Regions from separate parts of the Homo sapiens genome. Here region 2 is linked to region 1. A link is an interaction called in ENCODE POLR2A ChIA-PET data of the cell type or tissue named here. Cell type or tissue: MCF 10A. All regions are shown on one strand. Each heading gives the region's core, and the rest is flanking DNA. Links, peaks and the distances in the headings are about the cores only.

What was found. Peaks named below come from ENCODE experiments on the same cell type or tissue, not always from the same donor. Only the 100,000 strongest peaks of a DNase experiment are listed, where the experiment ranks them.
Region 2: POLR2A ChIA-PET joins it to region 1 with 5 read pairs; 5 of 35 experiments call an interaction of 5 or more read pairs at or near these places.

What each region holds. Positions count from the first base shown.
Region 1 is chr6:24,557,452-24,570,154 of GRCh38, forward strand. KIAA0319 reads right to left here. Exons shown (of 21, transcript NM_014809.4): 12 at 12,452-12,584; 13 at 11,330-11,478; 14 at 9,146-9,297; 15 at 6,751-6,889; 16 at 5,908-6,067; 17 at 1,562-1,704. Among named protein-coding and RNA genes, the nearest start is that of ALDH5A1, 69 kb to the left of the region's middle. In MCF 10A, for the core only: no CTCF peak of the experiment used is centred there; no DNase peak of the experiment used is centred there.
Region 2 is chr6:24,389,327-24,402,029 of GRCh38, forward strand. No RefSeq gene overlaps it. Among named protein-coding and RNA genes, the nearest start is that of MRS2, 7.3 kb to the right of the region's middle. RefSeq lists enhancers at 10,567-11,302, 11,303-12,038 and silencers at 11,015-11,309, 12,195-12,489. In MCF 10A, for the core only: no CTCF peak of the experiment used is centred there; a DNase peak (open chromatin) is centred at 5,895.

The sequences.
Region 1 (12,703 bases), core at 2,552-10,551:
GAGATCACACCGCTGCACTGCAGCCGGGGCAACAGAGGGACAGAGCTAGACTCAAAAAAGTAGCAAAAACATAACATTGTCTGGCCTAAGAAAATAATTCTAAGTATTTATCTGGAGTGCAATGGCAATTATTGAGGACATGCCCAAAGATTTATCTACATTATAGCATTATCTTTAAAACCAACCCTAAAACCCATGGATAAGAAACTGGTTGCATAATTATGGAGCATATCCAGGGTAGAATACTATGTGGCCATAAAAATTTTATTGAAGAGAAATTTTAAAGGATTGGGGAACATAATCATAATATACTTTTTTTTTTTAAGAGACAAGGTCTTGTTGCTATGTTGCTGTGGCTGGTCTCAAACTCCTAGCCTCAAGACATCCTCCCTCCTCAGCCTCTGGAGTAGCTGGGATTACAGGCATGTGCTACTGTTCCTGGCTCATAATATGATTTGAAGTTAAAAATCAGATTAAAAATATATATCATGTCATCCTGATTGTAGAGATGGTGGAACTGGAAAAACATATATCAGAGTATTAATAAAAATTTTCTTTGGATGGTGAGAATTTTGGACCTAGAATTTAGAGAATTATTTTCCTCTTTGTGCCTCTCTGGATATTCTAAATTTTGTACAATAAATAAATATTATTTTTGTAGCTAGAAAAAAAAAGGAGTTATTGGCTGGGCGTGGTGGCTCAGCACTTTGGGAAGCTGAGGTGGGTGGATCACTTGAGGCCAGGAGTTTGAGAACAGCCTGGCCAACATGGCTAAGGCTCTACTAAGCCATGATGGCTAAGGCCATCTCTACTAAAAATACCAAAAAAAAAGAAAAGAAAAAAGGAGTTATTAAAAATTAAGTTACTCCATATTATAATTGAGAAAGTCAATTGTAGATGGATATATATATATCTAGATAGATAGATAGATAGATAGATAGATAGATAGATAGATATCTGAAACAAATTAAATTTTACTGCCCAAACATTATCATTTCCCTTGTAACTCTCATTTCCCTGGAGTCTACTGAAATAACCACTTCAACATAACAAGAGATTCATGTTACTCATGAAATAAAGATAGAAACAATGGGACTATGAATCATTTGAGTACCCTGGAAGGGGTGGTGAGCATGGAGCTAAGAAAAGAGGCACACCTGGAGAAGGCATTTGCAAGCTGTCTTAAATTTTCAAGGAGCTACATGACATTATCATCACAACCTAAGGCATGATGTCCAAGGTAAATAAATTATATAAACATGGCTTTTGCAGCCAGTAACACTTATTTGTCTTTAACACTGTTCTTTCTGCCAATAGCCATTATCTTGTGAGTATAATCTTAACTTTAGGCCCATAATTATTATTGTTTTCCATTTTTCTTCCAAGACCAAGAGTAGTTGGCAAATGCATGCTGCAGGAAACTCTATTGGAGAAATAAATGTAAAACAAGTCCCTGGATGCTAAAGTGAAAATGTTCACATGTCACTCCTCTTCTATGTTTGTCAAACTTATCCATGATTGGCAAGTCTGATTGTTTTAGAATATTCCATAGGAGACCTACCTGCTGTATCAACCCTCAAGACCTTGAAAAGCAAGAAGTCAGCCTTCTCCTTTGAGAGCCGCATGTGCAGATTTCGGGCCACTTCAGCAGCTTTGAGAACCTTGAAAGGCGGCCTGCTCTGTACATAAAACACAATCACGGTGCTGTGGAGGAGACAATGAGAGAGGACAGCCACATGGTCAGATGGTGACTACCATGACACGCCCACCACAGCATCTGACCTGTGAAACTGGGGAGGTAGACGGCTACAGCTCTGTGGCTTGCCAAGGACAGGGGCGTATCTGTGAGCCAAGGAATTGATGTTTCTATTCACAAAGCCTCTTCAGTCTCAACGTACAGCTGATCAAAGACAGACAGATCTTCAGATAAAAGAAGCAATGTGTAAATTATGTATCAGTTTTTGAAAATCCTAACCAAATGGGTCTGGAGAGCTATCAGGTTAGTGAACAAGAATGCATCTATGTGCTGGGATGTATGAAGTGTTACATCCATGGGGATGGAAGCTCCCATGCACAGGACCCTTCTAGATCTTGCCCTATGTACCTTTTCATCTGGCTGTTCATTTGTATCCTTTAATATATTCTTTGCAATAAATCCATAATAGTAAAAAAAAAAAAAGGAGCAATGTATAAATGTGTGCAAAAAGACAAATATACACAAAATAACTTGCAGACATGTCTTTCTTTTTACCTTTTTTTGATTGAGATATAACTTACATATCATAAAATTCACGCTTCTAAAGTGTAAATGGAATGGCTTTTAGTATATTCACAAAGTTGCACAACCATCACCACTATCAAATTTCAAAACATCTTCATCACCCCAGAAAGACAATCCACACTCATTAGCACCTCCTCCCCACAGTCCCGGGCAACCACTAATCTGCTTTTGGTCTCTATGGATTTGCCTCTTCTGGACACTTCAGATAGATGGAATCATACAATATGAGACCTTCTGTGTGTGGCTTCTTTCACTTACCATCATGTTTTCAAAGTTCATCCATGTTGTAGCACACATCAATACTTTATTCCTTTTTATTGCCAAATGATATTCTGTTGTATGAATATATCACATTTTGTATCCACTCATCAGCTGGTGGACACTTGAGTTGCTTCCACATTTTGGCTATTATGAATTTGTGCTATGAACATTCATATACAAGTTTCTGTGTAGACATAAGTTTTTCATTTTTATTGAGTATATACCTAGGAGTGGAATTAATGGGTTATATGGTAGCTGTATGCTTAGCATATTGAGGAACTGCCAAACTGTATTCCACAGTGGCTGTACCATTTTACATCCCCACTAGCAATGTATAAATGTTCCAGTTTCTCCACAGGCTCGCCAGCACTTGCTATGGTCTGTCTTGGATTCTAGCCATCCTAGCAGGTGTGAAGTGATATTTCAACATGGGTTTGGTTGGCATTTTCCTGGTGGCTAATGGTGAGCACCTTTTCATGTGCTTATTGGCCATCTGTATATCTTCTTTGGAGAAATAGCTACTCCAATCTGTATTCATCCCCTAGGGTTGCTGTGAAACACGTCCCACGAAGTGGCTTAAAACAACAGAAACCTCTTCTCACAGTTCTGGAGGCCAGAAGTCCAAAATCAAAGTGTTCTGTTAGCTCTGGTGCTGCCAGCAATCCTTGGTATTCCTTGGCTTGTGGAAGAATCTCTCCAGTCCCTGCCTCGGTCGTTACATGGTGTTCTTCCTGTGTGCCTCTCTCTATGTCTCTTGTCCTCTTCTTAGAAGAACACCAGTCATATTGATTTAAAAGCCCACCCTACTCCAGTATAACTTCTTAACTAATTACATCTGTAATGACCCTATTTCTAAGTAAGGTGACATTCATAGGTACCAGAGGTTAGGGCTTGACTATATTTTGGTGGGGGGCAGGGGGTGGATATAATTCAACCCACGGCAAGTGTTTCATCATGAAAGGGTGTTGGATTTTGTCAAATGCTTTTTCTGTGCCTATTGAGATGATCCTGTGGTTTTGTCCTTTATCCTATTAATGTGGTTTATGACATTTATTGATTTTTATATGCTGAACCACACTTGCATTCCTGGGATAAATCCCACTTGGTTATGGTCTATAAACCTTGTAATAAGTTGCTGGATTCAGTTTGATAGTATTTTGTTGTAGATTTTTGCTTCTATATTCACAAGGGATATTGGTCTGTAGTTCTCATTTCTTGTGATGTCTTTGTCTGATTTTAGTGTCAAGGTAAAACTGGTCTTACTGAATGAGTTGGGAAATGTTCCCTCCTCTTCTATTTTTTGGAAGTTTGTGAAGGACTGTTCATTCTTTAAACATTTTGCAGAATTAATCAGTGAAGCCATCTGGTCTTGAATTTTGTGGAAAGTTTTAACATTACTAATTCAATCTCTTTATTTGTTATAGGTCTATTTAGATTTTTAAGTTCTTCTCAAGTGAGTTTTTGTAATTTATGTCTGTTTAGGAATTTGTCCACTTAATCTAGGTTATCTAATGTGTTGACATACAATGATCCATAATATTCTCTTATAATCCTCCCCCACCCACATTTTTTGGAGACTGGGTCTCATTCTGTTGTCCAGGCTGGAATGCAATGGTGTGAACATGGCTCACAGCAGCCTCAACCTCCCAAGTGATCCTCTCACCTCAGCCTCCTGGGTAGCTGAGACCATGGGCGTGTGCCACCATGCCTGGCTAATTTTTTTTTTTTTTAAGATGGAGTCTCGCTCTGTCACCCAGGCTGAAGTGCAGTGGCGCGATAGCTCACTGCAACCTCTGCCTCCTAGGTTCAAGCAATTATCCTGCCTCAGCCTCTTGAGTAGCTGGAATTACAGGTACCTGCCACCACACCCAGCTAATTTTTGTATTTTTAGTAGAGACGAGGTTTCGCCATGTTGGCCAGGCTGGTCTTGAACTCCTGACCTCAAGTGATCTGCCCACCTCGGCCTCCCAAAGTGCTGGGATTACAGGCGTCAGCCACCGCACCTGGCCACCTGGCAAGTTTTTTGTGGAGATAGCATTTCGCCATTGCCCAGGTTGGTCTCGAACTCCTGGGTTCAAGCTATCTGCCTGCCTTGGCCTCCCAAAGTGTTGGGATTACAGGTATGAGCCACTGCATCCAGCCCTTTTTATTTCTATAAAGTCAGTAGTAATGTGCCTTATTTCATGCCTAATTTTAGTAGTATGAGTCTTCTCTATTTTTTCTTAGTCAATCTAGCTAAGGATTTATCAATTTTGCTGATCTGTCCAAGAAACAACTTTTGGTTTTGTTGATTTTCAGACATGTCTTTGATTCAGTATTTTATATTTTACGAGGGAAATATATGATCCATTTTAGAAAGAGTTCCTTAGAAAATAATTAGAACATGTTTAAATTTGGTGTTTTTCTAAGTGAACTTCAGTTCTCTGGAAAACTAACCAAAGTGGAAGAGCTGACAATAGCTAGGCAAATGGAGTTACTGTGAATAGTGGGTTTTCATTCCCATATTCTTTTTCTCCCTCCTCCCACTCCACCCTGAGCTAGATAAGACTTTAAAAGTAAAATTCAGCCAGGCATGGTTGCTCACACTTATAATCCCAGCACCCTGGGAGGCCTAAGTGGGCGAATCACTTGAGGTCAGGAGTTTGAGACCAGCCTGGTCAACAAGATGAAACCCTGCCTCTACTAAAAATACAGAAATTAGCCGGGTATAGTGGGGGCACCAGTAGTCCCAGCTACTCAGGTGGCTGAGGCAGGAGAATCACTTGAATCTGAAAGGCGGAGGTTACAGTAAGCTGAGACCATGCCACTGCACTTTAGCCTAGGCAACAGAGCGAGACCCTGTCTCAAAAAATAAAAATAAAATAAAATAATAAATAGATTAAATAAATAAAACTCAATTAAATACAAAGATGTCATGAAAAATAAAGGCCAGAGTTTCAGCCTCATATACTCCCAGGAGATGGCAAATGGTAATCAGTGATCCTTTCACATTGAGAGAAGCCTCAGTCCCCATGAACGTGGGGCAGGGATGCAGCCCAGCTGTGAGACATCCTCTTCACATGCTCCAGACCCCTTGCCCAGCTCTGAAGACACCAGAGCTAACAACCGTCTCCCCTGCTGTTCCCCAGCACCTCCTTCACTCAGAACATTCCCAATCAGCAAACATTTACTGAGAATTTTAGGAAGGACCTAGCATGATGTTGGCCATACTACTGCCCTTTGAGAAAAAAAGTATATGAATGGGATAAAAGTGTGTCAAAAATACAAAAGTAGCAGAGGAATGAACAGTTTTCTACTGGACTGGGATGAGGTAAGAGCTGGAATTTTGTACGGCCAAGGCCCCGCCTTGAGTGTGCAGCTCCTACCTGAGATCCGAGTGGGCCCGAATCTTCTGGACCTTAATGTCCGAGTCCAGCACGTTCAGCAGCACAGCCAGCTGCCTCACAAGGGTGTCCTTCCGCTGCTCTGTCAGCTGCCCAACACCAACCTGCAGGGTCAGCTCCACCAGGCCACTCTTCCTAGGGTCTGGGGAAAGAGAAGATACAGGATTTGCACTTGGACATTTGCACAGGCTTTAGAGCATAAGGAGCGAGGTTTCTATAGGAGCTCAAAGTTACTCCTATGCCATTTCTACATTTGAGTTGTAGCACTCAGGTAAATTCTTCTAAACACCGCAAAGGCCACTATCTGGGAGTACTTTCCCTTGTTTTATCACAGTTTGTTGTTTATAATTTTTTTTCCAGAAGATAATCGGGTGTACCTAATTAGCCTCTGGGCTAGCTGAAAATTTCAGCCTCTTCCACATTTTCCCAGGACCAGAAAGAGAATTTTGCTTCCAAGTGCCAATGGGCACTTCCCAGTCCAGTTTATGCTGAGGTCGTTACAGCCACTTCACTGGAGCTGCCTCCCTCTGTGCCCTGGTATGAGGCCCTTGTGTCCACTTCACATTAAGTCTTTGTCTTCTGGCAGGAAAACAAACATGAAAAGAAAATCTAGTTGCCAGATAACATTCTCTTTTAAAGAGTGATGAGGCTGGATCTATCTGGGGATACACAACAAGGTGTAAGAGACATCCTCAAAGTGGGTCCAGCCAAGAGCTGGAGCCAGCCACAGGAGGCCTCCCACACTGGTCACATCTGTCAGCGTAAAGACCCCAAAGGCTGACCAGCCAGAGCCTGCATGGCCAGCTCCAGAGCCCAGGAACTCACCTGGCTGCACTTCCACAGTGGCAGTGTCTGTGTCCGAGGCCCCCTGACTGTCGGTGACTCGCAAGTGGAAAGTGTACACCCCCTCCACCAGATTCGTAAGCTGCAGAGCCACACTGTGGTCAGAGCCATCGATGACATCCTGCGAAAGAACACGGATCACAGGGCAGCTGTCAATCCTCGGGTCCCAATTTCTGGGCTTCTGTTGATCCTAAACCTCAGTGTCCCATCTTTTTAACACAGGCGTGACTTTAAGAGGGAGGCTGCAGGGAATGAGGCTGGCGGGATAGCTAAAGACTGGAGAAATCCTCAGCATCTCTTCCCCAAAAAGCACCAGGGGGCACATCCTCAGACAGTATTTCCTGAACTGAACTAAGTTTACCAAGCACTTTCCAGGAATTACCAAATAATTAATTGTATCCAACAAAGGGAAAGACCATTTGAATTAGGGCAAGGACGCTGAGAACAAAGCACAGGTTTTCTGGGTCTTATTTTCAAACATAGCTTTACAAAACTCTCATCTTGAATTCCCTCATAATGTATCATGTTCACCTGAAATAACCCAAGACCCTGTGTAGCGTCCTCTGTTCTGTGGGCTTCTAAGCTCCAAAGAATGAGAGAAGAACCTCCCAGACTCCTGCTAATAGAAGGGGTGATAACGAATATGTGCTGTGAACAGAGACTCATTGTTATTACATTTAGAGGCTAATCCCCCATCTAGTTGAATAGTGTTAATTCTAGAAGTGCTTAGAAAGTATAAAGCATTTGGCAGGGCATGGTGGCTCACGCCTGTAATCCCACCACTTTGGGAGGCAAAGGCAGGCGGATCACGAGGTCAGGAGATCGAGAACATCCTGGCTAACAAGGTGAAACCCCGTCTCTACTAAAAATACAATACAAAAAAATTAGACAGGCGTGGTGGTGGGCACCTGCAGTCCCAGCTACTCGGGAGGCTGAGGCAGGAGAATGGCTTGAACCTGGGAAGTGGAGCTTGCAGTGAGCCTAGATCGCACCACTAAACTCCAGTCTAGGTGACAGAGCGAGACTCGGACTCAAAAAAAAAAAGTATAAAGCATTTTCAGTTCCTTCCCTGTGACCACTCCTTAGTACATCTCCAAGACTAAATCTGTATCTCTCCAGTCCTTAGAAATGGCAGGAATGAAGACGTACATACATTTATGTCCTAAGAGGCAGAGTGATCTAATGGGGGTAAAATGCCTGCCAGGAGCTAAAAACCTAGGTGTGTCTAGTTTGATTAAAAATGGATTAGTTAAGGCTGGGCGCGGTGGCTCACGCCTGTAATCCCAGTACTTTGGGAGGCCGAAGCGGGTGGATCACAAGGTCAAGAGATCAAGACCATCCTGGCCAACATGGTGAAACCCCATCTCTACTAAAACTACAAAAATTAGCTGGACGTGGTGGCACGTGCCTGTAGTCCCAGCTACGCGGGAGGCTGAGGCAGGAGAATAGCTCGAACTCGGGCAGCGGAGGTTGCAGTGAGCCGAGATTGCGCCACTGCACTACAGCCTGGGCGATAGAGTGAGACTCCATCTCAAAAAAAAAAAAAAAAAAAAAAGAACAAAAGAAATGGATTAGTTAACCTCGGCCAAGTCACTTCTCATCTCTGCATTTCGCCTTCTGCATCTATAAAACGTAAATAGCAATCCGTGATCTATTGACTCATCTGGTACAATATGAGGAACAGAAAAGAATCCACTTGGACCAAAATACGAAGGATGGAAAAGCATCCTGCTGGAAGACTTGACCTCAAAGTGCTTCCAAGCTATGGTTTCCTGCCCCATCCAAAGTCTGTTCAGGAAAAAGTCAGAAAGGATTTCAGCTTTTGGCTAAATCTCAAAGCAGCCTACTGCCTCCAGCCTTCAGAACATTCTAATGTAGAAGCATAAGCACCTTACAGGGAACAGGGAAAGAGAGATGAGGTCATTATAGAGACACTGCCGTGGACCGAACTGTGTCTTTCCCAGACTCCTGTGTTGAAGCCCTAACCCCATATGACTGTATCTAGAAATAGGACCTATAAGGAAGTAGTTAAGGTTAATTGAGGTCATAAGGGTAGGCCCCTGATCCAATAGGATTTACTGTCCTTATAAGAAGAGACACCAGAGTGCTCTCTCTTCCCCTGCTATGGGAGGACATGGTAAGAAGGCAGCTGTCTGCAAGCCAGGAAGAAAGACCTCACTGGAAACTGAATTAGCCAGCAACTTGAGCCTGTCTTCCCAGCCTCCATAATGGAGACAAAATTAAGTTCTGTTGTTTAAGCCTCCTTATACTTATATCCTTTCCTTAGAATATACCGTGATATATTGTTTGCAGCCCAAGCTGACTAATGCAGATGTAATGATAAGTGGTCTAGGAGCAATTCTCTCTCAGTACTCACTCCAGCTGCTGGACTCTGGCCATCCCGGATCCACAGATAGGACACAATTCTTTGGTCATCAGTAGACCTTGAACCATCCAAAGTAATGGAATTATTGGGAAGCACAAGAACATGTCTGCCACCAGCCCGGGCTCTGGGAGGACTATTATTTTCTAAGTCAAATATAGCAAAATGAAAGCAAAGAGATTGATTTAAAACACCAGTGATAGAATAAGTGTGTCATAAAACATCCACAACTCTTCCACCTTGCAGATACAGTATGTAGAATTAAAATATCCAAAAAGGCATTTTTTTCCCCAGATGCATATAAGATACAGACTTCCTTAAAGCTCCATTTGTACTTAGTTAGCTATAATTTGGGATGAAAACGGTAAAGCAGGTGGCAAGCTGTACCTTGGGAATTTTTCTAATATTGTTATACCTTTTCTGTCCTTGAAAAATAGAAACAATGATTTTACCAACATTTAGGGTATTGAAAGTGGCAATATTTTGGTTTACAATATACTTTGGGTCATTTTGTACTGGTCCACACTATCTGGCCAGAAATATTTCCACTTCAAGTACTGCCAAATCTTGACTCTCTAAGACAAAAAAAAAGAAAAAAAAAATTTGAGTAAAAAGTAGGCTGGGTGCAGTGGCTCACACCTGTAATCCCAGCACTTTAGGAGGCCAAAGCAGGAGAATCACTTGAGACCAGGAGTTTGAGACCAGCCGGGGCAACACAACAAGTCTCCATCTCTATGAAAAATTAAAAATTGAAATAATAACAATGATAATTAGGCCCTCACTTCTCTGACTAGGTGTTAAATATAAATGAGGCAATGGCCAGGCATGGTGGCTCATAACTGTAATCCTAACACTTGGGGAGGCTAAGGCAGGATGAGTGCTTGAAGCCAGAAGTTCAAGACCAGCCTGGGTAGCAAGACCCGTCTCCACACACACACAAAATTAAAAATCAGCTGGGCATGGTAACACACACCTGTAGACCCAGCTACTCAGGAAGCTGAGGTGAGAGAATCACTTGAGATCAGGAGTTTGAGGCTGCAATGAGCTATGATCACAGCACAGTACTCCAGTCCGAGCAACAGAGTGAGACCCTGGGTCTATTTTAAAAATAAAAAAATGAGGCAATGTAAAAGCCATTTCTGATGTAATAACTTCAGAAAAGAGGGGCCAGGGAGCACTAACAACACTGGGGTACAGTGGGGAGATCATAATAAGACACAGCCTCAATTTGGAGATGAGGCTGCTGTGAGGCAAATCCTGCTTGTCCAGAAGGGGCTCTGGGACCCAGCCTGATCCCTCCCAATTTCCCCTTAGAAACAAGTCAAGATGCCTGTTCAGACTATTCTCTCTACTTTTATGCATGGTTGAAAATCTCTACAATAAAATCTTTTGAAAAATCCAAATCTATATCACTTTGCTGTTAAAGTTGCTTCAGCCTCTCCCAGCTGCCCAGAGGATAAAGTCCAAACCCCTAAGCATGGCCCGTGGCACATACAACCCTCCATGGCAGAGCCTGTGCCTCAGGCTGCAGCCACTCTCCCAGCGTCCCACACTCTTGCCATTCTACAATGCTTGAACCTTTCCATCCAGCCAGGCTCTTATACTCCTCTGCACTTCAACACGTTGTAATCATCCATTCACTAATTCATTCAACACCTCTGATTTGCCATGAGTCTAGCACTCTGCTATACTGAGGCTATACTGAGGATACAGAGATGTCTGAAGCAAAGACACTCAGGCAGTTCACAGTCAAATGGGAAGACAGACAAGGAGACAAGTACCTAAAGCAGTATTCACTAGTCTAGACCACAGATTTCACACTAAGAAACGATATGGAATTTGAAAACATCTCTTTTCTTGAATTTCCAAGGAATAAAGGAAAAAAAGCATAATGGTGTCATTTGGACGTGGGTCTTTCATTACTAGTAGTCACAGAAGAGTGAAGTCATTAGAAGATATGCTCCACAAACAAAAGGAAATGTCTGCTTGCAGAGGGCGACTGAGAAACAGCTAACATGAATAGAAGAAAGTTGGCTTTTTTTCAGCCAGGCAGGGTTCGGCATCTGCTGCGAACAAATAAGCAAACACCAACATCTCTGAATAGTCATGGCCTGGCTGAGGGTCCTGCAGACTCGAAAGCAGAGCAGGCCCAGCCCTGTCCACCTCAGACCCACTCACCCTTCTTCACAGCCACAGTGAGGGTGGACGTGCTGCTCAGTCCCTGCTGGTCTTTCACTGTCAAACGGAAGTGGTAGGTCCCCACCTGGAGACCAGTCACAGTGGCTATTGCTTTGTCAATATTTTCCATCTCCACTGCACTGGGGCCTCTATAAAACATAGAAGTGGTTAACATAAGGGAGGGGGCATGGGGTTTTGAATATGACAGGCATGCGATTTGTGCTCTTATAAATGTTTTGTTCCAGCTATAATATATACCATTTAGAGAATTCTAAGAAAACTCCATTCATCTGTACTCTCTAGTTCAGTGTAAGAGTCACAAGCTAAAACCTATCTCAGGCAGAGTCTGCTGGATTACTGGGAAGAGAATATTTGTTCTCGATTTTTTTAAGTCAAGCTGCCAGTGAAATGATCTATCCTTGGAAAATGAGCCTTAGAAACGACTCCCATTTCTTCTTTGAATAAAATTAGGTGAAATCCTCATCTATCTTTAGGGAGAGCATGGAAGAGGAGGGAATAAGCCAGATAAGCCCTCTCCTAGGAGAGAGATCACAGTATAGTCACTAAGATCGGGGCTTGTCAAAAATACCTCAGTTTGGGTCCAAGCTCTTTCTCTTACTATCTGGGCAACCTTAGTCTGTGTGGTCTCATTAGTGTCTACAAGCCTCAGTTTCTTCAACTTTAAATAGGAATAATATTCTTATTTATCTCTTACAAACTGATACAGGGTTCTATGAGACAGAGCATGTAAAGCTCAGAAAATGTTAGATGATATGGGTCGCCCCTTACACTGCACTTCTGGTGTCTACAGTCACTGCAGGATGGGTTGAGTGTAGACAGGATCACACACAGGTTTCCCTGAACCTCTTCTGTCATGAGCTCGCCTCACACCAAGACAGCCCTGTTCAACTGCCCCAAGCTCTACCTCCCTCCGCTGTCAATGATGTCCATCCACACTTAATGTACTCTTCAATCAATAACGCCCAGCCACTTCTAGAAACGTGCTTAAATCCCGACTCCTCAAAATGCGCAAGCTGATTGTTTACTACAGATCCTCCAGAGAAGGGATAATATTAGCATTCAGCATGGGCATGAACCTAGCTCAGTGGCGAGACAGACTACCTGACGTGCTCCCAGTGGTAGAAGACAATGCCGTGGTCATCGCTGCTGCTGCTCCCATCCAGGGTAGCACTTTCCACTGGGAAGATCAGCTCTTTATCAGGGCCGGCCACAGCCACTGGAGGTCTATTGTTTTCTGGAATTACAGAAACAGTGTGAAAAAGTATTATCTCTTTGCATTAAGTCTGCAATCCTGTGATTTCTTGATTTAAGTACATTACTCATCTTCAGACCAGGCAGCCACTAGAGTATGCA
Region 2 (12,703 bases), core at 1,727-9,726, 170 kb before region 1:
CTGCACTCCAGCCTGGGTAACAGAGCGACACTCCGTCTCAAAAAAAAAAAAAAAAAAAAAAAAAAAAATAGTTAAGAATAAACAAGCAAGCTTAGGAATAGTGCTCCCTCCTGTGGCCAAACTTCTTGAAAATCATGGGAAAAGGCATCTCCTGGAATCCTCAGATAGGTCATGGACACAGACCTCAGAGAAGCCCACCTGCCATTGTAGGTGCTGTTTTTAAAAAGGAAAATGGGCCAGGGGACTCATGCCTGCAGTCCCAGCACTTTGGGAGGCCTAGGTGAGCGGATCACAAGGTCAGGAGTTCGAGACCAGCCTGGCCAACGTGGTGAAACCCCATCTCTACTAATAATACAAAAATTAGCCAGGCATGGTGGCGGGTACCTGTAATCCCAGCTGCTCAGGAAGCTGAGGCAGGAGAATCACTTGAGCCCGGGAGGTGGAGGTTGCAGTAAGCCGAGATCCCACCATTGCACTCAGGCCTGGGCGACAGAGCAAGACTCCATCTCAAAAAAAAAAAAAAAGCTCACAAAGTTGGGATTTCATTTTGTGGTAATGGACACAATAAAACAGAACACATTTGAAGTCATAAAAGCCTAAAGAAAAATAAATTTAACTTAGTGCTGGAGTCTACTAACCGTTTTACAAATTTTAATATCTACCATATGTGAAGAAGATGTCTATGAACATTTAAAGGGATATAACTTCTAAAACAAAAGAAATGGTTTTGGGGAGGCCAGGTGCAGTGGTTCACGCCTGTAATCCCGGCACTCTGGGGGGCTGAGGTGGGCAGAACATTTGAGGTTAGGGGTTGGAGACCAGCCTGACCAACATGGTGAAACCCCATCTCTACTAAAAATACAAAAAACTAGCCAGGTGTGGTGGCACACATCTGTAATCTCAGCTACTCAGGAGGCTGAGGCACGAGAATCGCTTGAACCCAGGAGGCAGAGGTTGCAGTGAGACGAGATTGCACCACTTCACTCTAGCCTGAGTGGCAGAGTGAGACTCCATCTAAAAATTAAAAAAAGAAAAAGAAAAAAAAAGAAATGGAATGGTCTTGGGGTTTGTAGATCCTACTCCTTATTATAAAACACAGTGGTTCTCAACCAGAACCACTCCGAAGATAATAGCAATGTCTAGACACATTTCTGGTTGTCACAACTCTGGGAAGGGGTGCTACTGGGACCTAGTGAGTAAAGGTCAGAAATATTGTTAAACAACCTGCAATGCACAGATCACCTCTCATCCCCAGAAAGAATTATCTCGACCAAAATGTCAATAGAACTGAGGTTGAGAAATCCTGATATAAGAATATTCTACAATCATTTTCATGTGCAATCTACAAGCCATAAACTTTATAAATAGTATTTATTAAATTCAAAGCCAAATACATTTTCACTAAAACTCCAGCAATAAAATCAGAAATTCAGGAAATATGATTCTCATGAACTCAGTCTCATGTCTGATTACATTCTTTTAGGCTATTTTGTCTTATGATATACTTACAATGTTTAGCCGTTGTCTTTCAAAGTAGAAAATACAGGCCACATGAGGTGGCTCACACCTATAATCCCAGCACTTTGGGAGGCCGAGGTGGATGGATCACCTGAGGTCCGAAGTTCAAGACCAGCCTGACCAACATGGCAAAACCCTGTCTCTACTAAAAACCCCAAAATTAGCCAAGTGTGGTGGCACATGCCTGTAATCCCGGTACTCAGGAGGCTGAGGCAGGAGAATCATTTGAACCCGGGAGGCGTAGGTTGCAGTGAGTGGAGAGTGTGCCATTGCACTCCAGCCTGGGCAACAAGAGTAAAACTCCATCTCAAAAAAAAAAAAAAAAAAGAAAATACATTTCAGTGTTTTGGTCGATAGGAAGCATGAGATATAAATTCATATATGTATTATTGTCCCGTGGAGAAATGCTAAGAGAGTAAAATTGTTTAAATTAACTCCAGGTGGGTCTAAATGTTTTCATTAGAAAATATGCCTGCTAGCAAAAGTGCTTTGAGAGCAGGAGCAAAGAGAGAACAGATTAACAGACACATTGTCATCCCTCCAGCAACCAAGGAAAAGCAATTATTTTAGGACTGAGATCCCCAGCCTGGGATCCTTGTATCCTTAGGCTCGTGAAAATAAGAAGAGTCTGAAAGCTATTTTCACCATGTCAAAAATCATCTGATAACAATGGAACATTTATCTATAATAAAATAGATTAGTCTCACTAAAATGAAAAAATCAGTGTGTAGACACTTACTACATGGAAGTTCATTTCATCTAATGTAACGTGGCCGGAATTTCTATACCCTCTACAAAAAAAAAAAATACAAACAGTTCTTTAGGTTTAAACAAAAGGTTGCAAACTACTGGCCTGAAGAAACCAAGCCTTTAAGGTGAATAAGTGTGGAAAAGTAAAACCATAATACAATATTGCATCGACTTTGTTTCTCCAGTTTGCTACTTGCAATCTTCATACAGTGTTTGGTATATGATTACAAATGCAAATATTCTGGCTTAAGCCAGAACTTTAAAAAGGAGTAGAACCTCCCCCAAGTTCAGAATGGTGGTGATGGCAGTCAGAAAGCCCCAAGGGAAACAGCAGAGGGACTGTGAGACCAGACTTCTAAAACCATGACAGAGAACCATCCTCCCACATCAAAGCTGAGGATCTGCGTTGGTTTTTATGAAGGAGGCCCATGGGTTGTTTCATTATGGAACTTAATGAAAATTAGAGTGATGGTAACTTCTAACCCCTTTATTACAACCAGCCTAACCATCACTACTCCACCAAGAGAGCCAAAAGCATTGTGGTCTTGGGGTAACTTTACTATTTTATTTGGGCTTACCACCAATTAGGTAATACAGATGGTCTCTGACTTATGGTGGTTTGACTGATGATTTTGCAACTTTATGATGCTGCCAAAGTGATACACAACCAGTAGAAACCATCCTTTGGATTTTGAATGTTGGTCTTTTCCTGGGCTTGTGCTATGCTGTACAATATTCTCTCATGAAGGTGGGCAGCAGAAATGAGTAGAGCTCCCAGTCAGCCAGGTGATCACCAGGATAAGCACCCAATACTCTACAGTGTACTGTGTTGTCCAGTGATTGTGCCCAACCCTAGGCTAATGCACGGGTTCTGAGAATGTTTAAGGTAGGCTAGGCTAAGCTATGATGTTTGGTAGATTAGATATATTAAACACATTTTTGACTTATTATGTATATAGATATATCTCTAGTGACCAGGCGCAGTGGCTCACGCCTGTAATCCCAACACTTTGGGAGGCTGAGACAGGTGTATCACCTGAGCTCAGGAGTTTGAAACCAGTCTGGGCAACAGGATGAAACCTTGTCCCTACTAAAAATACAAAAAATTAGCCGGGTGTGGTGGCACATGCCTGTAATCCCAGCTACTTGGGAGGCTGAGGCACAAGAATCACTTGAATCTAGGAGGTGGAGGTTGCAGTGAGCTGAGATCATGCTACTGTACTCCAGCCAGGGTGACACAGTGAGACTTTGTCTCAAAAAAACAAAACAAAAGATACATCTATAGATAGATATAGATATGTAGATATAGCTATAGATAGACATATAGAGATATAGAGATCAATAGACATATCTAAATGTGTGTAAGTGTATCTATCTATCTATCTATCTATCTATCTATCTATCTATACATATATGTACTTTTTTGGGGTTTTTTTTGAGACAGGACCTTGCTCTGTCACCCAGGCTGGAGTGCTGTGGTACAAGCTTGGCTCACTGCATCCTCAGCTTCCTGGCCTCAAGGGATCCTCCCTCCTCAACCTCTTGAGTAGCTGAGACTACAGGCATGCCACCACACTCAGTAAATTTTATTTTTTATTTTTTGAAAAAGGGTCTCACTATGTTGCCCAGGCTGCTCTCAAACTCCTGGTCTCAAGTAATCCTCCCACCTCAGCCTTCCAAAGTTCTGGAATTACAGGAATAAGCCACTATGCCTGGCCAGATATTTTCAATTTACAATGGGTTTGTCTGGATGTAACTCCATCACAAATTGAGGAGCACCTGGACATACTAAGAGGTGACAAAGGGCCTGCCCTCCTCAATCTCCTTTGATGGCTCCTCCTCCACCTCCGCGGTGTTGTTTGGTGTGCCTTGGGGACTGTCCTGGGCCCCGTTCTCCTCTCTTTCCCTAGGGAATCCCCTGCGTTCCCATGGCCTCCCTTATTATCTATATGCCAAAACTCCTACATTTCTATATCTAGCCTAGACTTACTTTCTTCGCAGGTCTAGACCAATGTACCCAACTGTTGTTTTTTTGTTTTGTTTTGCTTTTGTTTTTGTTTTTTGTTTTTAATTTGCTTGTTTGTTTGAGATGGAGTCTTTGTTGCCCAGGCTGGAGTGTAGTGGCATGATCTCAGCTCACTGCAACCTCTGCCTTCCAGGTTCAAGCAATTCTCCTGCCTCAGCCTCCGGAGTAGCTAGGATTGCAGGTGCCTGCCACCATGCCCAGCTAATTTTTGCATTTTTTGTAGAGACAAGGTTTCCCCATGTTGGCCAGACTGGTCTCAAACTGCTGACCTCAACTGATCCACTCGCCTAGGCCTCTCAAAGTGCTAGGATTACAGATGTTAGCCACCATGCCCAGCCCAGCTGTTTATTCTGTTGGATATTTATGTGGCAATGTTGAACTCACCATGCTCAAAATGGAACTCCCAATCTAAACCATCACTTCCTCCAGGGTTCCCCGATTCAGCACACAGCATCATAATTCAGCATCTTGCTCCTGCTAGAATGATATAATAGGTTTCATCTTTATTTTCTGTTATGAACTGAATTGTGTTCTCCTAAAATCCATATGGTGAAACCCTAACCCCCAGTATCTCAGAATGTAACTGAATTTGGAGATAAGGCCTTTAAAGAGGTAAAGGCCTTATCTCCAAATGGGGTTAACTTTATTAGGGTAGGCAAAATGACTCTATTAGGGTGAGCCCTAATCCAATCTAACTGGTGTCCTTAAAAGAAGAGATTAGGACATGAAGAGATACCAGGGATGTATGCACAGAGAAAACCATGTGAGGACACAGAGAGAATATTGACATCTACAAGCCGAGGAGAGAGGTCTCAAAAGAAACCAACCCTTGATTTTTTAACCTTGATCTTGGACTACTAACTCCCAGAGCTGTGAGAAAATTAATTTATGTTGTTTATACCACCCAGTCTGGGATATTTTGTTATGGCAGCCCTAGCAACCTAATACATCTTCCTCTTATTAATCACCAAGTCCTACCCACTCTACTTCCTAAATATCTCTTTAGTCTAACTTCACCATATCCATTGCACCTGCCCTATCCCAAGCGCTGTCAAATATTTTATGGATGCCTGCTACATGCAGCCTTTCAAAGATCTCTCTGCTTTCACTCTCCCCTCTCTACAATCCAGCCTCCAAAAGGAGGCCAGAGCAATCATTTTAAAATGAATGTAGAATCTTTGCCCCTGGTTTAAAACCCTTCAAGAGTTCCCCATGTCTCAAAGAATGAAATCAAATCTCCTTGCCATGGCTGACAAAGCACGAGACCAGCATGACCTAGTCCCTGCCTACCCCTCTGGCCTTATCTAGAATCACTCCAGCTCCTCACCCACCTTGCTCCAGGCACAACTACCTCCAAAAGCACTAGTCTGCCCACACATTTTTCCCCTGGCTGGAAATTTTTCTTAGTTTCTCCTCTTCATCTGGCTCAGTGTGCCTCACACTGTGGATTAGGTTCCCATCCAGAACCGTTTCATCTCAGAAATGTTGCAGTATGAATATCCTACTCTGACCATAGTCTCCTTAAGGCTTTACACCCACGATGATTATATTCTCCCAGCAGACTCCTCCTGGCTGCTCTTCCTTCTCTACGCAATCAAGATTGTGTAACTGATCATCTGAAACCACTATGACTAGGACTTGGAACATGCAGGACTCATGGGGTGTAATCATAGAAGCCACTTTATTTTTGTCACTTGCAGTCTCTTTAATCTTGCTGAGTGGGGCTAGTCCTTCTCCTGCTTCTTGATAACTTGGGCAGGTTCCATGACTTTTCTGGTCCTTCAGTCCTGTGTTCTACTCTAGTAACTAAGTTACTCAACTCACTAACTTAAAACGTCCAGTCCATATGGTAATTTCAATTCAGTAATTTACAATGTAAGACCTAATATACTAATCAACACTTCAATCCTCATTCAAAGAAAGACTTGGCCCCTCTTTCCTTGTTGGGCTTGGAGAAATTTTGGTGTAGATAGAGATCCTGTGCCAGCTCCCCTATCCCTTGCTGCCACCTTTCTTACTCCATGGCTGCTGTTTCTGACTCTGCTGGGGTGGTAAGGCAAAGTAAGATGAACCAGAAGCTTTCATTGGAAGAAGGCATCATGCCCTCCAGGCAGGGCAGATTATTTTATTTTTTTTATTTTGTTTTTTTATTTTATTTTATTTTATTTTATTTTATTTTATTTATTTTATATTATGTTGTTTTTGAGACAGAGTTTCGCTCTTGTCGCCCAGGCTGGAGTACAATGGCACGATCTTGTCTCACTGCAACCTCCACCTCCCGGGTTCAAGCAATTCTCCTGCCTCAGCCTCCCAAGTAGCTGGGATTACAGGCATGCACCACCATACCCAGCTAATTTTGTATTTTTAGTACAGACGGGATTTCACCATGTTGCCCAGGCTGGTCTCGAACTCTAGACCTCAGGTGATACACCCACCTCGGCCTCCCAAAGTGCTGGGATTACAGGCATGAGCCACCGTGCCCAGCTGGGGCAGATTTTAAAGTGGACTCTCCTTGTGCACAGGTTCACATTGTAAGGAGGTTCTCCAGAGGACTTCTCTTCCGCCCCCACCCCAGGCCCATCTGGTTGCCATTCCCTTGATAAGGGCGGTGCCACTTCGGATCACTTTGAGCTCTGCCCCTTCTTGCCTCTAAGGCCAGATTCCTCACTCCCTGATATGCTGCTCTTTGGGGAAGGATTCTTTTTAAAACAATCCCAGGCTGATATTCTTGTCACATCTGCACTTCAGGCTTTATGTACCTTTAGAGAAAACACAGTTACTTTCCTGATGCAAAGCGTCTATTGCTTGCTCAGGTGTGAGTCTATAAACTCTTCAAGCTCCTAGAGTGGGTCTTAAGAAGCTCCTCTCACTGGGCTTGAAGTTAGTGGGCAAGCACCTCCCTCTACACCTTCTTCCTGATAGTGGAGAGTGGGGAAGTGGGGATCAAGAAAGATAGCTTTTTAGCTCAATGTGCCATGAAGCCAAGAAGGTAAGGAAAGAGATTAAGAAATGTTGAGGCTAGATTGTTATTATATAGATGCAGGCGTCTTCTGGGATTCTGCTATGGCTTGGGATAAAAGGGAAGACAGTGATCCAGGTGTGATACCCTGATGGGTTCTTCCTGCCTGCTGCACAGCCATAATCAATTCACTGAGACTGAGGCATTGCAGTAAAACAAGAGTTTAATTGATGCAAGGTCAGCCACACCAGAGATGAGGTTATTACTTGACCCAGTCTCCCTGAAGGCTCAGAGTCTAGGGTTTTTATGGACAATTTGGTGGGCAGGGGGCTAAGGAACAGGTGCTGCTGATTGGTTGGGGATGAAATCACAGGGGCTGGAAAATGGTCCTCATGCACTGAGTTCTCCTCTAGGTGGAACCACAGGACAGGCTGAGTCATAAGTCATGAATTTGAGTGGGGTCAGTCTGAAAAACATCTCAAAGGGCCAATCTTAGGTTCTACAGTGATGATGTTATCTATAGGAGCAATTGAGAAAGCACAAATCTTGTGATCTCTGGCCACACGACTCCTGAACAGTAAGGGATTATAGAACATATGCCCACATTTTAGCAGAACTCAGACTCCTTCCATAATCCTAATCTTGGGCCTTTCACTAGTCTCATGAAGGTGGTTTCAGCCCCGAAACAAGCAGGAAGGGGGTAGTTTTAGGGTAGGACTATTATCCTTGCTTCAAAGTTAAGCTATAAACCAAATTCCTCCATGGTTAGTTTGGCCTATACCTAAGAACAACCAAGGACAGCTTGGAGGTCAGAAGCAAGATGGAGTCAACTACATCAGATATCTCTTACTGTGATAATCTTTGCAAAGTGGTTTCACAGGTCCCTTTTCCTGTTACTCTATTAAAGCTGCTCCTATGAAGATCACCAATAAGTTCCATAGTGTCATGTCCAATATAGACAATTCTCATTTCTTATTTTACCCATCAGAAAATTTTGACATAACTTATCACTTCTTCATTCATGCAACAGTAGGGACCAAGAGAAACTTCCCCTTCAGCCACTGAAAGTTTGCTAAAAAAATCAACCCACAAAAGGCAGATTGATTGGAGACAAGGCAAATTGTATAAATGTGTACACAGGGAGAATCACAGGGTGATTACACAACCTCCAACAGGGTTAAGAAGCTTATATACCACCCTGGCAAAATAGGCTATGGGAGGGAGTAGAAGAGGAATTCTATTGAGGGGATTACTAGGGAGAATGAATGGATCAGGGAACAGAGATGAACATGAACATTACCCTGTCAAAGGGTGTGTTCAAGCATGGTTACATTCTTGGTTTTTCAGGGAGGAGAAGAGACAGTTGTTTCTTTTAATGGGTCTGGATCTTAGGTTAAAAAAAAACGTTAACTTCATCTTTGGAAGACTCAGTTGGCAGGGGGTGGTGCCAGCGAGACCTTGAGGCTTCTTCAGTTTAACATGTCAAAACATATTTTGGGGTAGCAGTTTCTGAACCCCAACTAAATAACTTTCTTTACTTGGCTTCTAGGATTCCACCCTCTGATTCTATTTCTTTCTTTGTCACTCCTCATACTCTTCTGCTGGATCTATCTCATCTTCTTAACAATTCAATATGAGAGGATCTAGAGCTCAATTGTATGATGACTTTTTCTCTGACTCACTTCTTGGGAGACTTTTTTTTTTTTTTGAGATGGAGTTTTGCTTTCCCCCAGGCTGGAGTGAAGTGGGGCAATCTTGGCCCACTGCAACCTCTGCCCCCCGGGTTCAAGCGATTCTCCTGCCTCAGCCTCCCGAGTAGCCAGGATTATAGGCGCCTGCCACCATACCCCAATAATTTTTATATTTTTAGTAGAGACGGGGTTTCGCCACGTTAGCCAGGCTGGTTTCAAACTCCAGACCTCAGGTGATCCACCAGCCTCGGACTCCCAAAGTGCTAGGATTACAGGGGTGAACCACTGTGCTCGGCCTTCTTGGGAGATCTCTTCCAATCTTGTGGCTTTAAATATTCTATACAGTCTCAAATGTAACTATCTATCTCCAACACCTTCCCTGAATTCCAGGCTGCTTACTTGACATCTACACTCAGATATCTGTCTAGGACATCTCTCGAAGTTAACATTCAAAACCAAATGCCATGCCATAGTTTTTGTTGTTCTTGTTTTTGTTGTTGTTCTTGTTGTTGTTGTTGAGACGGGAGTTTCACTCTTGTTGCCCAGGCTGGAGTGCAATAGTGCGATCTTGGCTCACCGCACCCTCCACCTCCGGGTTCAAGTGATTCTCCTGCCTCGGCCCCCTCAGTAGCTGGGATTACAGACATGCACCGCCACAGCCAGCTAATTTCGTATTTTTAGTAGAGATGGGGTTTCTCCACGTTGGTCAGGCTGGTCTCGATCTCCCAACCTCAGGTGATCCGCACACCTTGGCTTCCCAAAGTGCTGGGATTACAGGTTTGAGCCACAGTTTTCAATTAAAAACTTCTCCTTTCTGGCCAGGCATGGTGGCTCACGCCTGTAATCCCAGCACTTTGGGAGGCCAATGCGGGTGGATCACAAGGTCAGGAGATCGAGACCATCCTGGCTAACACGGTGAAACCCCATCTCTGCTAAAAATACAAAAAATTAGCTGGGCGTGGTGTCAGGCGCCTGTAGTCCCAGCTACTTGGGAGGCTGAGGCAGGAGAATGGCGTGAACCCGGGAGGCGGAGCTTGCAGTGAGCAGAGATCACACCACTGCACTCCAGTCTGGGCGACAGAGCGAGACTTCGTCACAAAAAACAAAACAAACAAAAAAAAAACTGCTCCTTTCCAAAATTCCCTATCTCAGTAAATAGCACCAGCAAGGCCCTGCTGTTCGGGATACACATTTTGGAGCAACATCTATGCCTCTCTTTCTCTTATATCCCATCTGCAAATGTTGTCAACTCAGCCTTCAATATATGGTACCAAGCCCAACTCATCTTCCCCTCTCCACCATCCCCACCTTAGCCCAAACCATCATCACCATCTCTCTGCTTCCAATTGCCTCTCTGTAGTCTCTTTCCCACACAGCAAGAGTGACCCATTTAAACATAAATCAGATTGTTACCTCTGCTCATTACCTCTCTGCTCGAAGTCCTCCAATGGTTCCCACCCTTCTCAGAAAAATCTTTGCCACGAATTACGAGGCTGTACGTCTGGACAGGTTCCAGAGTTTTCCTTAGACTTTGCAAAAGTTATCTTAGAGCTGTCTCATTGTGCTGGGTGCAAATTTTGTTTTAAAGAGAAAGTTATCACATATTTTCTCAAAGAAGCATCTCTGAAGGCATGTAATATGTTTGAAATACTTATCTCATCATTAAAGCTTTAGTAAAATGAAAAATCTACCAGCCATGTTCTCTATACTCAGCGATTTTCCAGACTTCAACGCCCTGGAAGCAATGATTAAAGTTTTTCTTTGCCTTCAATTATCTGAAGGGTTGGGCTGCCCCTCCACACCTGTGGGCATTTCTCATCAGGTAGAATGAGAGACTTGGAAAAGAAAGAGACACACAGACAAAGTATAGAGAAAGAAAAATGGGCCCGGGGGACTGGCGCTCAGCATACAGAGGACCCGCGCCGGCACCGGCCTCTGAGTTCCCCTAGTATTTATTGATCATTATCAGGTGTTTCCTGGAGAGGGGGATGTGGCAGGACAATAGGATGATAGTGGAGAGAAGGTCAGCAGGTAAACACGTGAACAAATGTCTCTGCATCATAAACAAGGTAAAGAAAAAAGTGCTGTGCTTTTGATGTGCATATACATAAACATCTCAATGCCTTAAAGAGCAGTATTGCTGCCAGCATGTCCCACCTCCAGCCCTACGGCGGTTTTCCCCTATCTCAGTAGATGGAATATACAATCGGGCTTTACACTGAGACATTCCATTGCCCAGGGACAAGCAGGAGACAGATGCCTTACTCTTATCTCAAATGCAAAGAGGCGTTCCTTCCTCTTTCACTAATCCTCCTCAGCACAGACCCTTTACGGGTGTCGGGCTGGGGGACGGTCAGGTCTTTCCCCTCCCACGAGGCCATATTTCAGACTATCACATGGGGAGAAACCTTGGACAATACCTGGCTTTCCCAGGCAGAGGTCCCTGCGACCTTCTGCAGTGTTTTGTGTCTCTGGGTACTTGAGATTAGGGAGTGGTGATGACTCTTAACAAGCATGCTGCCTTCGAGCATTTGTTTAACAAAGCACATCCTGCACAGCCCTTAATCATTTAACTCTGAGGTGACATAGCACATGTTTCAGGGAGCACAGGGTTGGGGGTAGGGTTACAGATTAACAGCATCTCAAGGCAGAAGAATTGTTCTTAGTACAGAACAAAATGGAGTCTCTTATGTCTACTTCTTTCTACACAGACACAGTAACAATCTGATCTCTCTTTCTTTTCCCCACATTATCAAGTCAAACATCCTCTCTTCTGTGAAGGCTTCTCTTTGTGCACTGCCCTCCTACTCCATCCCCAGTCCCAGTACCCTGCAGAATAAAATGTTTCTATCTCTGTCTCCTTAGCTTTGTGTCCATACATAGATATTGAAAGGAAGTCTGTGGAACTTGTGTCTGCCTTGTATTACTACTGTGGAAGGGACAATAAATTTATTAACTCATATTTTTAAAATATGCATACATACTGTATTTAACCTAAGACTTTTTTCATATTTTAAAGACTGGAATTGAGATATGTCTTTCAATCTACATGTTTAGAAAGCATAACTTATCAGTTTTTTTTTCTTTCTTGGTGGTACATAAAATAATGGTACCTTAAAATTGATGCTATCTTACATTTTATTAAATATGGAATAGAAATCTTATGTGTCTGTGCTCCTCATTCTTTATAGCAAAAGTTTAATACATGACATCATTCCATATGACAGTTGATTATTTTTGCCACTACTGGGGCTCAAACCATAATACCCCAAAATATGATGTTTTGGCATGCTGAGTCTTTGGGGTTTGTTTGTTTTGAGATGGGAGTCTCACTCTGTCGTACAGGCTGGAATGCAGTACAGGCTGGAATGCAATGGCATGATCTGGGCTCGCTGCAACCTCCACCTCCTGGATTCCAGCAATTCTTATGCCTCAGCCTTACAAGTAGCTGGGATTACAGGCACCTGCAACCACACCCGGCTAATTTTTGTATTTTTAGTAGAGACGGGTTTTGCCATGTTGGCCAGGCTGGTCCTGAACTCCTAACCTCAAGTGGTCCACAACATTGGCCTCCCAAAGTGCTTGGCTCCCAAAGTGCTGGATTACAGGCATGAGGCACCACGCCCGGTGGCATGTTGAGTCTTTGAATTAAAGGAAATTAAAAGGGTCTCAGAAAGAAGCCTAAAAATCAAGGCCTCTCTCTCTCACCTTCCCCCTTCCTTTTGTCTCTCTGATACTCTTACTTTTTCCAAGCACCTG